Linked DNA regions of Homo sapiens: regions 2 and 3 are each linked to region 1. Evidence: chromatin loops called from intact Hi-C (ENCODE). Cell type or tissue: Calu3. All regions are shown on one strand. Links, peaks and the distances in the headings refer to the core of each region. The heading gives the core; the rest is flanking DNA. Region 1 has its middle 180 kb from the start of MIR5702. Region 2 has its middle 80 kb from the start of MIR5702. Region 3 has its middle 540 kb from the start of MIR5702.

Region 1 (5,818 bases), core at 1,369-3,868:
CCAAAAACAAACAAACAAACAAAAAAAACAAAAAAAAAAAAAAGAAGAAGAACCTCCTTCTTAAAAGGCCCTTGGAAAGTAAGTATAGTGATTTAAATAACTAGCTGGGTGTGGTGGTTCACACCTGTAATCCCAGCATTTTGGGAGGCTGAAGTGGGAGAATTGCTAGAGCCTAGGAGTTCAAGACCAGCCTGGGCAACATAGGGAGACCCCATCTCTACAATAAATGAAAAATTAGCCAGGTGCGGTGGCACGTGGCTGTGTTCCCCGCTACTCAGGCAGCTGAAGTGGAAGGATCACTAGAGCCCAGGAGTTTGAGACCAACCTGGGCAACATAGGGAGACACCATCTCTACGAAAAATAAATTAACCAGGTGTGGTGGCATGCACCTGTGCTCCCAGCTACTTGGAAGGCTAAGGTGGGAGGACGGCTTAAGCCTAGGAATTTGAGGCTGCAGTGAGCTGTGATTGCACCACTGCACTCCAGCCTGGGAAACAGAGCAAGACCCTGTCTCAATAAATAAATAAAATAATTAACTAAAAATTTCAGAAAAAATAAATAATCCATTTGCTCCCAAAAGATCTCCAAGAGAATACTACCATGACCATACAGGCAGGATAATTTATCCTTGATCATGAGTAATACATTTGTCTTTGCATTTTTGTATTGGTAGATAAACAGCTCATATTATGAAAAATCATTATGAAACAGCTCTTAAAGACATAAGGAAGAGGAACATGGATAAAAAAACAGGTAGTAGAAGTTGGTGGGAGAAAAGGGATAACAGATCACCCTTAAACAAGCCAGAAACTTAATTATCACCTTTAGTTAAATCCAAACACCCAGTCTCCTGTTTCAAGGAGACCAACTCACAGAATATTTTTCATGACTAACCTTATGTTTGCAACTGAAGATTAAAAACTAAATATTATTTGACAAGTTTTTATATGACGACATAAAGAGTGGCTAGTGCCCGCTGTTGACTCAGACATTTCTGCCAACCTCTTTTGCCTGCCAAAATATAGCTTCAATAAGCACACATAAATTTTATTTTTAATAAATAACCACAAAATAGTTTCATAAACATACTAAACTGTGGATAATTGTAGCTCACAATGAGTATGTGTTACAGTTTCGGTAAATAGAAGTTACACAGTCTGAAGCTGGCACACGCTAACCCCATCGTATGGATTGATGTCAAACCAGCTCACGCTGGAACACCCTGGTGATTTTCTTGGTAAGCGGCCTATGTGCTAACTACTTGGGCTCCTGCCTTCTTCCAGCAGTCCTCCTGTTAGTCTACGCAGACATTAGGTTTCAGAGTCCTGAGAATTTAAAAGGATAGCTGAGGTCTCTGCTTGGTGTCCCAAAGGGTCTTTGCGGTAAGAAAAGTTCCTTATGCCCTGACCAACATGTAGACACCTATAATACTTTAAAATGAATAAATAAAGGGCATTTGGGGAAATAAATACTGATGTGATGAGAAGGAACCAGTGAGAATAAACTGTTCTTTCTAACTAACTTTTCTTGGAATTTACATGTTCCTTTTACTCAAAAGATCCTTTTGGAAGAGTGTATTGCCTTTTCCTCTGTTGGCAGACATTTCTTTCTCTTTTTTTATTTTTTTATTCCTTGAAAAAAGCAGCTTATTGAAAGCTTAATGAGTTTTTCTTTTCTGTGTTAGAAATCAGGTTTATTTTTAAGCTTCTTTGACCACACATGTGCTTTGATGAACTTCCCTCCCATTCGTGGAAAAGAGCTCTAGGTTCCTAACACTTCCAGCTCCAATTCTCCACATTCTCCTTCACTTCACATCGACCCCTGGGAAACTTAGAGTGAGAAAAAGTCAAAGGGGGAATTTTTTTTTTTTTTTTGTAATGTACTGAGCTTCCTTTTGAAGACGAGGAAAGAGAGTTTTATCTTCAGTAAAAACAGGCCCTTTTGTGGAAAGGAGACGTGATGACTGATCAAACAGCATTCAGCATTCCAGGGATGCCAAGATATCGCTGGGTTAAATGGTGGAGATGACCCAAAGACCCTGCGCTGTTTGAAAATAAATAAAATTACTCCGGCAACATATTCCGCATTCCTGTTTGTACTCGGCAATCTACATGCTTTAGATTCTGCCTGTGGTTACCTTCACTCAGGTCTTAGCTCACAGTTGAATTTATTCAGTCAGAATTTACTGCAAACTTCCTTATGGGATGCATGAAACTGGGCCCTAGGATGGATGGGGCAGTGTGCATGGTAAGGAGGCAGGATAGAGCAAGAGGGTGGCCCTGACACCAGGAAGTGCTCAGCCTGAGGCCTTGGAATATTGCAGAGCCATGGATTAAGGGCCTCATGGGCACAGGGAGAGAGTGACTCACTCTGCTGGAGGTTGACCTCCATCAGGAGGAATGCCTCGTGGTGTTTTGTGACCTATGAAACATTGGCAGCCTGCAGTGCTGCCGCACAATTCTGTTATGTTTTTCAGCACTGCCAAGGGTAGATTTCTCATCTTAACCTCAGTCCTCCTCCAGTCTGCATCCTTTATAATCCTACACAACCCCCAGCAATGGTTCTCTAAGCACACCCTCCCTGACTCCAGTTAACCATTTTTTCTATCCTCACCCCAAATTAAATTCAACTCTCTTTGTGTATTTCTTGTTAAACAGCTATGTGTAGAAAGCTATGCAGGACACAGAGGTGCAAGATCTTGTGCATCAAAAAGCTTATCACCCAGTAGGAGAGTTAAACACGTAAAAATTTAAGTGGAAAAAAAATGTAATAGAACTGCAAGTGCTGTGAGCACTTAGACAAGGTAGTGACACACTTTGGTTCAGCGAGATTGTGAAGTTTTCACAAAGGTTCTGGCACATAAACTGAACCAAGATGCATGGACACGTTTCCTAGAGCTCCAAGGAACAGCATGAGCAAAAGACTAAAGTTATGTGGGTAGGCAGCCAAGGGTGTTTGAATTTGAGTGTGGCCAGGGCATAGGATAGTCAGAGAAACAGAAAAAGAGCTGAAAGGGTTGGTTCGGGCCAGATCAAATCCAAATCAAGGTAAGTAAAAGTTACTCTGTGAGTAATGGGGAAGAGTTGAAGTTTTCCTAGGAAAAAAATAACTTCCATTGCCCTGTGGTTAAGAATGCTAACCCTGGTCCTGGCTAACACGGTGAAACCCCGTCTCTACTAAAATTACAAAAAATTAGCCAGGCGTGGTGGCGGGTGCCTGTAGTCCCAGCTACCCGGGAGGCTGAGGCAGGAGGATGGCGTGAACCCGCGAGGCGGAGCTTGCAGTGAGCCGAGATCGTGCCTCTGCACTCCAGCCTGGGCAACAGAGCCAGACTCCGTCTCAAAAAAAAAAAAAAAAAAAAAAAAAAAAAAAAAAAAAAAAAAAAAAAAAGAATGCTAACGCTGGAAGCAGTGAGAAGGATTGATTAGACAGGATCAAGGCAGGAGCTGGAATGGACCCATGTAAAGGACCCAATAAGAGTGAGCATAGAAGACTTTTAGATAAGAAGCCCTGTAGAGGCTGAAATAAACGTTTTCCTAACATGGACAAGCAAGGCTCCACCGTCCTTCCACTTTTCCTTTTTTAGCAATCAAGCAAGCAACCAAAGACATCAGATGTTAATAAAATGAAATGGCTATAGACAGCACTGTACAGAACCAATAGAACCTTCCACAGTAATGGATACTAGGCACTTGATGTGGAATCACTCTGACTAAAGAACTGAATTTTTCATTTTGTTTAATTTTAATTACTTTTAGTTGGCATAGCCCTATGTGGCTAATCCTACTTTATGGGACCGTGTAGCTCTAAAGAATAAAATTATATTGACTGAACCAGAGATTCAAAGCATTTTGGAAAAATTTACATTATTCTTCTACCGGCCATCAGACTTCAGTGGTGTTGCTGGATTTAGAAGATGGTGTCTACCTATCAAAAGCCCCATGTTTACATATAAGAAGATGCAGTGCCTGTATTTAGCTCAGGCATGAAAAAACTTCAAAACATTTTCACTTTCAAAAGGGATCCCTTTGAGTTGTCCAGAAGGGCCATCTTATCTCCCTTCTACTCAGGATAGCCTATCAGTGGGCAGTAAGATCATGGAGGTCAGGAAGAGGGTGACTAGTTCTCTCTGACTTCAGAGAGGAGGACCTGTCCTCGACTATCTATTTTCCAATGAAAGTTTCCCAATAAGTCATTGCCCCATTATAACCTAAGCACAGCAGAATGGCCATGGTATGTCATTAAGTGTTTTTGTAAGTTGATTTGTGGTGTTAACTTTCTGGATCATAGAAATGGTTTTCCTCAGTATTTTTTCTTCTGTAGGTTTGGAGTCAAGAATTATAATCAGTTGCTAAGACTTTGAATTCTCCAGGTAGTTATTTCAAGAACATCCTTTTGCATGTTTCTTGGAAACTGATTCCTTGTTGTGTGAATTCAAATACATTATATGTGGTGGCTACTGGCCAGCTCTCAGGGCACCTGAACTTTTTGGCACTTCACTCCTTATATTCCATTATGGAATATGGTAAAATCTCTTATGCACTAAGTAAAACCAGGATTAGATAACTTTTTACTTGCTTATCTCTCCAACAAAATATATAAGAGGAGCACTGGAAGAAATTTAGCAATTAGAGACTATTAAAATAACATTTAATTTACACATTGATTATTTCTAGTAGAACAAGTGTTTTGAAGATGGCTACAATAATATGAATCTTTGATAACCTTTAAAACAGAACAGATTGCTCTGAAACCAGATGAAATAAATAGATCTTCCTAAAGCCAAAAGGAGAAATAATGCTTTTCAAACTGTGGGCCACAACCAGCTGGGTTATGAAATCAATTTGGTGGGTCAGACCAAATTTTAAAACTAGAACAGAATAGAAAATATCAGTGTACCTCACACATATTAAAGGTAGAAAATGCTGTATTATAAAACTATCAGTTGCGTTTGTGTCAGTGTGTTCTAAGTTGTGATGTAAAATAAGTATTTTTTACAGAGTGTTACTTTACCAAGAGCTTAAAAGTCACTGATTACCAAATGAGAGGACCTGAAGTTTCTTGCTGTTGTTCTAGGTAACAAATTGTTTGTTTTTTCATTGTTCTAGGTAACAAATACTTATCAAACATCTGTTCTATGCCTGATATTGAATTCAGTTATAAGGTGAATACATGGCTACTTCCTTCAAATAATGTATCATCTAACAACATATAGATACAAATAATTATAACACAATGAGCACTATAATAGACATGAAGAGGTAGATTAGAAACATGGCAGAGGGAGCCTCTACTTCTGCATGTGACAGAATGCAGAGAGGAGACATGACAAATACTTCACAGAGAGAGTGGCATTTGATGTCATCCTTGAAAAGTGACCTGGAGGAGCAAGAGAAAGGCATTCCAAGAAAACAGAACATTTTCTATAAAGGTTGAGATGTGACTTGTACTAGGCCTGGAGTCTGGAGTGGTACTCTAAATCTTACTGCACATTTTAGTCACTTAATATAGCCTTCAAACTTAGAGATATAGTGAAAATGGAGATAGTTTATTTTCATTATGTTTGAATTGTTAGTAATACGGTGGTGTTTGATTCAGATCTTAAAACCATCGCTTTTAAGAGCAAAGCTTTTCAAATGGAAGAGTTCCTCTCAAATGGGTCAAATGTTATGCTTCCTAGGGAAGAAAACAAAATTCATTTGCATTATAACAGGGTTTAGCAAGAAGTCATGTAAGGCTCAAACTCCTTTCTTTTGCTGGTTTGAACAAAACAAATATTTATTAGAAAACAAAATCATTGTACATTGTAATAGAATCA
Region 2 (5,818 bases), core at 1,531-4,030, 100 kb after region 1:
CTTCCGGAAAAGCCTATTTTATTTGTCCCAGGGTAATAGCCAATAGCCAAGAGCCATCTACCAAAAGGGCCTTCTGTGTGGACTCATCAGTTTGTATCACTTTACATCAACAAAAAAGGTCAGGTCAGGTTACATTCTGGCTGGTAGCTGTTAAATACTGAAACTAGAATTATGAAGCATTAACTGCATAGTGTGTTCAGTGATAAGCCGTGCCTTTATTGCATGATGAGTACAAAAAAGCTATTATAGTTTCATTTGTATTAAGTATTGCAAAGTGCTAGGCACCCCATAACACGAATGAAACAGCTCTCTTCTAAAGCACTCTTCACTAGAAAGACACTTTAGAACTCTAATACTGAGAATCTTCCATGACTAAAGGACTGAAAGTAACTTCATGTTTGATAAGAAATAGTAAGTTCTAAATGAAGAGAAAAATATATATGTACAAATGTATAAACTGACTCAAACTCTCAAATTCGTTATTGGTAAAATTAAGACAATTTTCCATAGAATCAGTTATTGAGTATAAAATGTCAATCTAGATAATAAAATAAATTTCTGTTTGTGACCCCATCACGTGAAACTGATGATTTGAGCTTTACCAAATGTGGAAAGCATGTTTACAACTAATTGAAAATTAGTAAGCCACTGCAAGGAAGTAAGAGTCAGTTGCCTCCCACAGCTGCTGGAAAAAAGGTACAACTCATCTTCCAATTTGAAAGGTATATTTGGGCTGCTGTGTCTTAAAACAGAAGCTATATGGCACTCACAAAAATCCACCGTGAGGGACCCAACCAAGGGGTTACTTCCGAGAGATGTTAGGGAGATTCTTCAGAGCAGCTGAAATGCTCTGCAAGGAGAAAAGCTCAGGCAACAGTAATTTTGAAGCTCCCAGTGATGACAGTGTGCAGCCAACATTGAGAACAACTGAGCAGTATAACTGAGCTTTATAGCAGTCACTACAGGCCCCTAATGGAGCAGACGCCCGCTCGGAACACCAGATGATTTCACTGAGGCCTCAATGGCATCACACCCATTAACTTCCCTTACTCTACCACCCTGGGTACTTTGGCTCCAGATCACGTGGCCCCTGCTTATCCATAATGCTTCCCCATACCCTAAATTTTCACCTTCCACAATATCAATATAATCAAAATAGCTATGACCTTTATATGTTTCTTTCCATTTTCCACCTTTCTCTGCTCCTAATTTTGAGCTGGATTAGAAAGGATGGTTAAATCTCTTTTACCTTTAACTGAATCCCCTGTTGTTTTTCTTCAAACCCTTCCAGAACAGCTAGTTATATAACTTGAAACACTCAGCCACTGTCTATATAGAAGGAAATATATATTGTTCTGATAAAAATCACTCCATACTTAATGGCGTATAACCCAGCCCATTCATTCAGCCTCCCATAAACTCTGCGGAAGTTTCTTCTATAGTGTCATAACCAGGTGTCTCCTTATGCAGCCTCTAGTTATGTGCTATAAACGGGAAACTTACCAATGAGCCACAAGTGTCTATTGCATTCAGGGATATGATAAAAACTATGAGCAAAGTTGTTTCAGAATAAAGTTGAAACCTGGATATCAACTGGCATTTCAGGTTCTCTTGACTTTTGTGGCTGGGCCAATTATATCTTTACCTATGGAAGGAGAAATATGAGAGGGAGGCTCTTGCCTTCATTTCTGAGCAGCAAAAACATACAAAAGAATGAACCGGCCAGGCGCGGTGGCTCACGCTTGTAATCCCAGCACTTTGGGAGGCCGAGGCGGGCGGATCACGAGGTCAGGAGATCGAGACCATCCTGGCTAACACGGTGAAACCCCGTCTCTACTAAAAATACAAAAAAATTAGCCGGGCGTGATGGCGGGCGCCTGTAGTCCCAGCTATTCGGGAGGCTGAGGCAGGAGAATGGCATGAACCCGGGAGGCGGAGCTTGCAGTGAGCCGAGATTGCGCCACTGCACTCCCGCCTGGGCCACAGAGCGAGACTCCGTCTCAAAAAAAAAAAAAAAAAAAGAATGAACCGTGACTTTTCAAACCAAGTTGTAAACACAGTCAACCAGCCAGCCATAGCCCAGGACACCACACTACATTAATGCTTTAAAGTACTGTTCACTATTTTAATACTGTTTGAATGATTTTTCTGATATGTAACTCAGACAACACCAAATTCATCACCGACCTAGATACTCACACCTCATATGAGTTAGGTATTTTCATTATCCCTCTGTAATGAGGCAATTGAAGTCCATTAAGTGACTTGTCCAAGGTCTTTTTATGTGTACCTGGACTATATAACCCAAGCCTTTATCAGACCCCAGGTTTTCCACACACAGAAATATTTGGGTTTTATTATTCCACAGTCCATTTAACTTGCCAGATATAGCTGTTACAATATAGGAACTTGGGTTGGGTCCTCCCTCACCACTTTAAATTTATTAACCTTGCTGGGTTCTCTTGGTACACTTGCAGGACACCACGGAGAGGAAGTGACTGGGGCAGTGGTTAAGCATAGTCCTTGGAGCCACTTTGCCCAGGTTGAATCACGACTTTCTAATCCCCAGCCACAAAACCTTGGCATGTTGCTTAGCCTCTGTATTCCCCCAATAGCATTGTCTGTGAAATGAAAATGATAAAACTTCCTTTCAGGGTTTCGGTGAGAATTGACCATTGCACATAAAATTCTTAGAACAGTGTCTGACACATAGTAAGGGCTAGATACATGTTAGCTTGTCTGAAGCATCCCTGAGATCCCTTCCAGCAAGAAATTTCTATACTTTTCTGAAATTAAAGCACCAAATTAATCTCTTAGACAATTACATAAAATTTGGGGGTCTGTGGCATTTCCTTTAAGATAGGGACGTGGAAAAAGCAGATAGGCATAGGTAAAGCAGGTGGCCACTTACATAATGTGATCCAGTTGGATGACCATATTCTGTGTTGAAGAAATCAAGCCCCTTTGACAGGGGAAGGGGGAAGTGGCACTATGAATAATTTCAGTGGAATGATTGTGATCTGGGATTGTGCAAGACCACTCCAGGACATGTTGTCTGCACCCTCTGTGGGTTATGAGAGGACTTCCACCTGCCCTGTAAATATCTCACTTACTATTGAGCTGAGGTTGTCCTCTTTCCTCATACTGAGTTTGAATTTCCCAGCACTTGAGATACCCAATATCATAGTCATCCCTTAAATTAGAAATAAAACCCATACTTAAAAAAACCCTCATATACCTCTACTTTATTATTCCTACTCCTATTCTAAATGAGATTCCACTAAATTTTTTGAAAGATGCATGAATCTTTACCTAAACCTTATACCATGTACAAAAATTAAGTCCAAATAGATCATAGGCTAAGATGTATAATAGAAATTATAAAGCTTTTAGAAAAAAATAAAAGAAAATATTCCAGATTTAGAACTAGAAAAGGAGTTCTTAGATTTGACAACAAAAACATGACCAATAAAAGAGAAAAAAGGGTAAATTTTTGCCTTGCAAAAGAGCATGTTTGAGACACATTATGGAATGGAAGAAATATTTGCAAATTACATATCTAACAGACAAATTATGTTGTAACAACTCTCAAAACTCAACATGAAAAAAACAACAATCCAATTTTAAAAGTGGGCAAAAAAAACAGTTCACTGAAGAGGATACACAGATGACAAATAAGCTCATGAAAATATGTTCAACATCATTAGTCATCAGGGAAATGCACGTTAAAACCACAAAGATATATAAATGTAGTGGTATAGGCAAAGTAGGTGGCCATGTATATAATGTGCTCTAGCGTGATGACCATATACTGTATTGAGGAAACTGGCAACTTTAAGAGTGGAAGAAGCACTATTAATAATTTTGATGAAACAACAAGCTTCATCTGAGACTATTGCAGACAAGCCCATTAGAATAAATAAAATAAACAATAGCAATTTGAACAAATATCAAATGCTGATGAGAATGTGGAGAAACAGTTACCAGAAAGGGGTCCCAATCCAGACCCCAAGAGAGGGTTCTTGGATTTCATACAAGAAAGAATTTGAGGCAAATCCATAAAGTAAAGTCAAAGCAAGTTTATTAAGAAAGTAAAGGAATAAAGAACGTCTACTCCATAGGCAGAGCAGCGGCGTGGGCTGATCAACTAATAATACTAATAGTTATTTCTTAATTATATGCTAAAAAAGGGGTGGATTATTCAGGAGTTTTCAGGGAAAGGGGTGGGCAATTCCTGAACCTGAGGGTTCCTCCCCTTTTTAGACCATAGAGGGTAACTTCCTGACATTGCCATAGCATCTGTAAATGGTCATGGCGCTGGTGGGAGTGTCTTTCAGCATGCTAATGCATTACGGTGCGCGTATAATGAGCAGTAAGGACCACCAGAGGTCACTTCCATCACCATCTTGGTTTTGGTGGGTTCTGGCCAGCTTCTTCATGCATGCTTTTTTCTCAGCAAGGTCTTTGTGACCTGTATCTTGTGCCAACCTCCTATCTCATCCTATGACTTAGAATGCCTAACCTCCTGGGAATGCAGCCCAGTAGGGCTTATCCTTATTTTACCCAGCCCCTATTCAAGATGGAGTCACGCTGGTTCAGATACCTCTGACATAACTGGATCACTCATGCATTGCTACTGGGAATGTAAAACACTACAGCCACTCTGGAAAATAGTTTGCCAGTTTCCTTTAGAACTAAAAATAGATTTATCATACAGCCCAACAATTGCACTCTTAGGCATTTATCCTAGAGAATTAAAAACTGATTTTTACAAAGAGAATTGTTAAACCTGGTGCCACCAACACAATGGAATATTAACTGGTCATTAAAATTGATAATTATGATGTTTGTTTAGAAATAGATTTTAAGTGATCCTGAAATAATATTAACTTTAAAATGCAGAAATCAGAACTACACACTAGAATAAAGACTTGCAAAGAATAAGCACAAAGAAAGCAGCTATTGTCAGGGTGGTGCAATTGATTAGCGTATTTGTTTCTATTCTTTTTTTCAGAAGCTTCTTTGCTGTTATGTTTATATCCTCCATTTTAAAAATATGAAACCAAAACTGGAAAATCATTAACACAAAACAACAATTTACAAAGAGACTCTGCCTGGGAAGGAGGGGCTTGGAGGGCCCCCTGCTGCTCTAGTCTTCCCCATGGAGAGCATTCACCAGAATGATCTTTATCAGATTAGCTGGGGTGGTGCCAAGAGTCCGAAGGTTAGGACCAAAGAGAGAGGTATCAAGGGAGGCAGAAGAAAGCCAGAAGCAACACAACAACTGCCTCCACTGCATGATTAATTGAGGAGATAAAGAAAGAGATTTTTAAGCAAAAGGTCTGAAAAGATGAGTAGGAAGAGAAACAGGTTTCAACCAGGAAGGACAAAGTTAATCAGAGTGTTATCAGTCAGAACCTTAAGGCAGATGCTGGGTAGGAAAGAAATCTGGAGCCCAGGTAGTAGACAGGACGAATGCAGCTCCAGGAAGAACACAAGGAAAGGGTAGAGAGGGACACCTTAGTGGGACAGGATGAGTACATCGACAAGTAATTTCCATTTTCAGCATTCCAGGATAATCATAGCAAATCTTATGTTCAAATTTCTAACAACATAAATAATTAGAAGAGATAATAATATCCTTTGTTAACACAATTTCATTATTCTTTTAGTTATTTTGATTTCCATGTGCAGCCCGTAAACCTGCAGGGGATCTTTTTAAAACCAAGCTATTAATTACTCCTTCCAAATGAGGGAAGGAATGAAAGCACAAATTCAGAAACAAAGAGCACCATTCCGATGAGATGATCTGTCCAAA
Region 3 (5,818 bases), core at 1,388-3,887, 360 kb before region 1:
ATCATGCTGCTATAAAGACACATGCACACGTATGTTTATTGCGGCAATATTCACAATAGCAAAGACTTGGAAACAAGCCAAATGTCCAACAATGATAGACTGGATTAAGAAAATGTGGCACATATACACCATGGAATACTATGCAGCCATAAAAAAATTATGAGTTCATGTCCTTTGTAGGGACATGGATGAAACTGGAAACCATCATTCTCAGCAAACTATTGCAAGGACAAAAAACCAAACACCGCATGTTCTCACTCATAGGTGGGAACTGAACAATGAGAACACGTGGACACAAGAAGGGGAACATCACACTCCAGGGCCTGTTGTGGGGTAGGGGGAGAGGGGAGGGATAGCATTAGCAGATATACCTAATGTTAAATGATGAGTTAATGGGTGCAGCACACCAACATGGCACATGTATACATATGTAACTAACCTGCACGTTGTGCACATGTACCCTAAAACTTAAAGTATAATAATAATAAAAAAAGAATTAAATAGAGAAGTGCAGGTGGTGAATTTATGTATTTTGATTGTGATATTTATTGACATATCCTCTCAAAAATATTTATTATAAGGAATGAGCTTATAAGATTATGGAGGCTGAGACTCCCAAAATCTATTGGAGACGCGGGAGAGATGATTGTATAATTCCAGTCTAAAATCCAAAAGTTGGCAGAGGCTGGAGACTAGGACAGCCAACATTTTGGTTTGAGTCTAAAGATGAGTAAAGACTGATGTCCCAGCTCATGCAGTCAGGCAGGAAAAGTTTCTTCTTATTTGTGGGAGGGGGCAGGCTTTTTGTTGTATTCAAGCCTTCAACTGATTGGAGGAGGGCCACCCACACTGGGGAGAGCAATCCGTTTTACTCAGTGTACTGACTGATTCAAATGTTGATTTCATCCAAAAATCCTCACACATACAGAATAATGTTTGACCAAATATCTGAGCAGCCCATGGTTCAGTCAAATTGACACATAAAATTAACCATCATGCATCCTTTGTGACTTACAGCTCATAATTTGTGAGTGAGAGCTCACAATTTGTATATATATTCACATACATGCATATATATCTATATATTTAAATATTTATATATTTATATATTTATATATTTATATATAAATATTTATATATTTATATATTTACACATGTATATATAGTTACATTACGTAGACACATTAAGCTTTCCCTCTATAGTAAATTCTGACCATTCAAGGCATATGACCATATCTTTATTCTGAAAAAACTGAATCACAAGAGCCAGCCAATTACTAGATGTGTTGAATGATTTCTTAATATAGTTTTGAAAAAAAAATACAGTTCAGTGATATAGTCCATGGCCTCAAGATATTTGTATGTTGCAGAAAGTAAGCTTTACGCTAGCATCCCAGTTGGACAATCATATTAAATCATAGAACAGCAATTTTATTATCAAGCAGTTATGTTTGTCTCATAGAAATTTGGCCATATTCTGCATTTTTCTCTTTAAAAATTACTCACTATGTGATATGAGTGATAGACAAGGAGTTTTGTTACCCAGATCCTCTTCAGAAATGGACTGTTGCCTCTACTGCTGCTGCTGACCACATGCCTGGTCTAGCTGTCAGCTCCTTTAGGTGCCTCCTCAGTGAGCGATCTGGCTAAGGTCACGTCCTTTCCATAGTAGCCCACATCCAGTGACTGACCTCTGGCGGGTACTAAAGTGCAGTCATTCTGACTCCTGGGGAACAAGCCTGTTAAGCCATACGCACTCCAAAACTCCCTGCACACTCGGCCAAGGCTTTGTTGGGCTTGCCTCAATGTTTGACTTCTCTCTTTGCCTACTCTTACTGCTGACCCCTCCCTTCCCCAGGTGTTGGTCCCTGATCAATATCCTTCATATCAAACTGTGCTCAATCTCTGCCTTTAAAGATTACAATCTATAACCATATAGAAATCAGAAGGGAAAAATGTTTATAAAGTGGATAAATACATGGTTTATTTTTGATATTGGTTTTCTGTGTCTAATGTTACAGGGATGTGATTATTTTTAAAAGTCTACACATGCTTTCAGATACTTATTTTTTCAAAGCTACACAATGGGGTATAACTTCTATCAGCTTCTCCAGCCCCAAGTACAAATTTGAAAGTGATTATTTCAGACTCTGTTGCTATTGCTGTAACCTGTTCTCCAGTGAATTAGAATAATGGGAGTTGGGTACATCCTCTGTGGCAGTAAAGTTGGCTCTGCTAGTACACAGGGTATTATCTTCTTTGTAATGCTTGCAAGAAGAAGATCAAAAGTAGCTCCGATCTTCATCTTAAACCATAGATTATGAGTCAACCAGGGTTGGCCCAAGATAAATATCTGATGTGTGGTTAGTCATATGGTGAGTCAGTGTTCTAATCAGTGGTAGAGTTAATCAGTCGGGGTTACTCACCATGCCTAACTTTCATGCACTCCTTCCAGAGGGAAAATACATGCATTCTTTTGGCATATTTGGTTTTGCATGTACATCATTATGTTTCTCCTCCCACTACCACAAGAAAAAGATATTAATTGTAGTAAAAAATAAAGTTATAAACTTCTGGCAAGCTAAAACTGAGAACAGGTTATCAAAGGGATGTGTGCCTGTTCACTTTTAGAAGTGTATTAGGTCTTTCATAGCTGAGAAAGGACAGAAATAGGGAGATAAAGTCGTTCACCTCAGATCACAAGCTAAATTGGTGGTAAAGGCTGGACTAGAATCTAGATGTAATGGGTAACTTTCACCCACATTATGTCAGTCCCATTTAGACTTCCTTGGTTGACTAGTATTGATGTAACCAAAAAGACATCTACTCAAAATTCAATATTCTAATGGTAGTTATTGAGAACTTACTATCTGTCTGGTCCTGTTTAAAGAGTAGGACATATAGCAGTGAATCAGGCACTTTTTTTTTTTTTTTATCAAGAACTTTCTGGCAAAGATATATATTTTGTTCCTGCGAGAGGCCATTTGTTGCATATCAACAGCCAGATAAGCCTTAAACAAACAGGTAATAAAAAGGACAGTCTTGGCTACTCTTTTTGTGATTTAATCTAGAACAACATTTCTCTCTTGGTATTTACTTCATCAGGCTGATGTAAGGACTTGCTACTGCATTCATTGTCAGCAATGGTCACAGCAGGCCTGAATACTTTTTTGTTGTTGTTAACTGTATTTAAAGGTGTTGTACCATTCACTTGCAAAGAAACTGTTTTTATCAAATGAGATTTTGCTTTGGAAGAATGGCAATGCAATTCAGCCATGTTTTTTTCTAAATTAATGTAACATTTGCATAATAATATTTTAAAGTAATTGCTTGGGCCACTTTCTTTTTTTATTTTTTGCAGAAGAACTAGCAGATCGCTGTTAGAAAAACATTTGTTAAATTTCCAAATCATAATGTATTTTAGTGGTGAGAGGAGCTCAGTAAAGGAAATTAAAGGCATCGTGGACTCCACAGAGCATGGAACACAATGAGCTCTCAAAAAGTCATTTGTTGGCAGATATTGTTATTCTCATTTTACAGCATTCTGTGTATCTCCTTTATATCACTTATTACAATTAGAATTAATCCTATTCAATTACTTCCGGAGAAGCACCATGGTTAAGTGGCTAAGAGGATGAACTCAGAAGCCAGTTTAGCAGGGCTCATTCCTGCATTTCTGCTCCCATCACCTACTAGCAATATATAGCTTTGGATATGTTACTAAACTTCTATGTGTCAATTCCTTGAATGTAAATAAGTATAATGTATTACCTATAGCGTTATTATAAGATTTAAATTAGGTAATATTTGTGAAGTACTTGGAACAGTGCTCAGTGTATATAATAAGTATTATGCAACTATTTATAAAATGAATAAAAAATTAAAATTTTCCTTTCTTACTAGTCATACTGATAGAAAGTAGAACATATCAGTCTTAGTTACTGATTCTCATCTTCTCATCTTCTGTAGTTATGTTTCCAAGTTAGTTGTTCAATAAATTATTATTGAATGAATGAATGCATTAAAGTTTTAAGGCCCATAAATGGTGAAAAGATCCATCAAGATCATTTGTCATGATTCTATAGATTCTTCAATAGAATAGTAGGGCTAGTGCTACTACTGATTCTGTGTACCTTCCTTGTTGTTAGACAAATATTATTTCATTTGACATTAAAACAGCCTTAAAATGTAAATATCAAATCTCCACCTCACAGGTAAGGCAGCTGAAGTTTGAAGAAGTTAAATAACTTATCAAAAGTTTGGACAGAACCTACAATCAAAACCACGTCCTTTTGATGCCGAAGTTCATTTTCTTCCATGCTACACAGTCTTACATCAAGACAGCGTGTTGGCTGATATCAGACAGAGAAGACTAAAATCCACAAGGGGAAATTTATGGAGGTATGAGAAAAATATTACAGAATGTATTGTATATGGATTTGTCTTTCAAAAGATGTGTCTCCTAGTTTTCCTTCCAAGCAAATGTCAAGCCCAATGATATTAGCAATATTCCACATTACTTACTAACATTTTTTTACTAATGTCAATTTATTACAAAGGTAAAGCCAAAGTATGAGGTCATTGCAGTTCAGTTCATAAAATACAATTAAGCAAGCTATTCGTAGGTTTGAAGTACAGGATTAACAAAAAAATGCATATGAAATATTTTACCAATGATAAATTAACAAGAAGGCCAGTTTAATTTGATATAGCTCAAGTGCAATAAAACAAAGTCAAAAATCGTTACATCCTTAGTCATAAACCATAGTATGTAAACTATAATGCATAAGCCATATATGCTCAGATCAGATGAATTTGGAAAGTGAGGGAAAATAAGCAGCCTAGACAACTGTTGAAAACCATGCAAAGCTACCAATGGAATTCTATGATCAAGCTAGGAATTCGCTGGGCCTGGAGAAGTTAAGTAGCAATGCTGCAGGAGGGATGGAATAGACTGGCACAAGCACATCTTATCTGTTCTTCCTGAATTGAGCTTTGTATACTATCAGATTCCACTATACTAGAATGTCTTATATTTGGACTATGTAGAGTACATTGAGCTGAGGGCAATAACAAGTATGAAACACAGCAGGATTTTGAAAAAGATTAATATGTCAGCTTAAGGTAGCAACCTGATCCACTTATTACCTCCATTAAATAGCTATAATTGATTATTCATCATTTCAAAACTTATCTCCAAAAAATAATAGCATGCTTACCCTATCACACCTGGACTTTGAGTGCATTCTACTCTATTTAAAAACATTGTTTTGAATTCTTTTTATGTCACAATCACTTCACAAAATCTAAAAGAAGTCAGAGATACTACCAGGGGCAAAACACACTTGCCCCCTGCTTCTCATTTGTCCTATTTAGACTGGATCCATATTTTTGTCTTGTTTAGTAGTAAAAATAAAAGTAAAAGGGGGTGCTTAGAAATCATAGATTGTATTCCAAAACAAACAAGCAAAAACAAACAAACATAAAGCCAGACCCTAACTCTCAATTTCATCAAAAAGTAGCAGAACTCTCTTTCATGGCAAGAACAGTGCAAGCTTGTCCTTTGGAAATTCTTCTGAATCAACAAAAGTACGTGTGACTGAATCGTGTGGCCAAGATGGAATGCTGTGGCAATACAAATTACAGAGAAGATGCACGGCTTTTCATCTGCTGCCCTCACCCGCAGATGTCTGTGGGATGAAAGTAGTAGTCACTGCCAGCCACCCCAGTCCTGCTGTTCTGACACCCTGTAATCGTTTGCTGTATTCATTACCTCCCTCATCATCCACTAAGCCTCCTCTTAGGGGTACTTTATGGT

Evidence for each region. Hi-C counts contacts between places; a loop is a spot of excess contacts. Peaks named below come from ENCODE experiments on the same cell type or tissue, not always from the same donor. Only the 100,000 strongest peaks of a DNase experiment are listed, where the experiment ranks them.
Region 2: a loop joins it to region 1, with 6 times the contacts of the local background. A loop is called at or near these places in 4 of 110 quality-filtered maps.
Region 3: it touches region 1 in a loop (3-fold over the local background); 3 of 110 quality-filtered maps call a loop at or near these places.

What each region holds. Positions count from the first base shown.
Region 1 is chr2:226,476,178-226,481,995 of GRCh38, forward strand. No RefSeq gene overlaps it. Among named protein-coding and RNA genes, the nearest start is that of MIR5702, 180 kb to the right of the region's middle. RefSeq lists an enhancer at 1,748-2,298 and a silencer at 1,936-2,230. In Calu3, for the core only: no CTCF peak of the experiment used is centred there; a DNase peak (open chromatin) is centred at 2,324.
Region 2 is chr2:226,576,025-226,581,842 of GRCh38, forward strand. No RefSeq gene overlaps it. Among named protein-coding and RNA genes, the nearest start is that of MIR5702, 80 kb to the right of the region's middle. In Calu3, for the core only: no CTCF peak of the experiment used is centred there; a DNase peak (open chromatin) is centred at 3,027.
Region 3 is chr2:226,112,925-226,118,742 of GRCh38, forward strand. No RefSeq gene overlaps it. Among named protein-coding and RNA genes, the nearest start is that of MIR5702, 540 kb to the right of the region's middle. RefSeq lists enhancers at 2,209-2,503, 2,888-3,714. In Calu3, for the core only: no CTCF peak of the experiment used is centred there; a DNase peak (open chromatin) is centred at 2,377.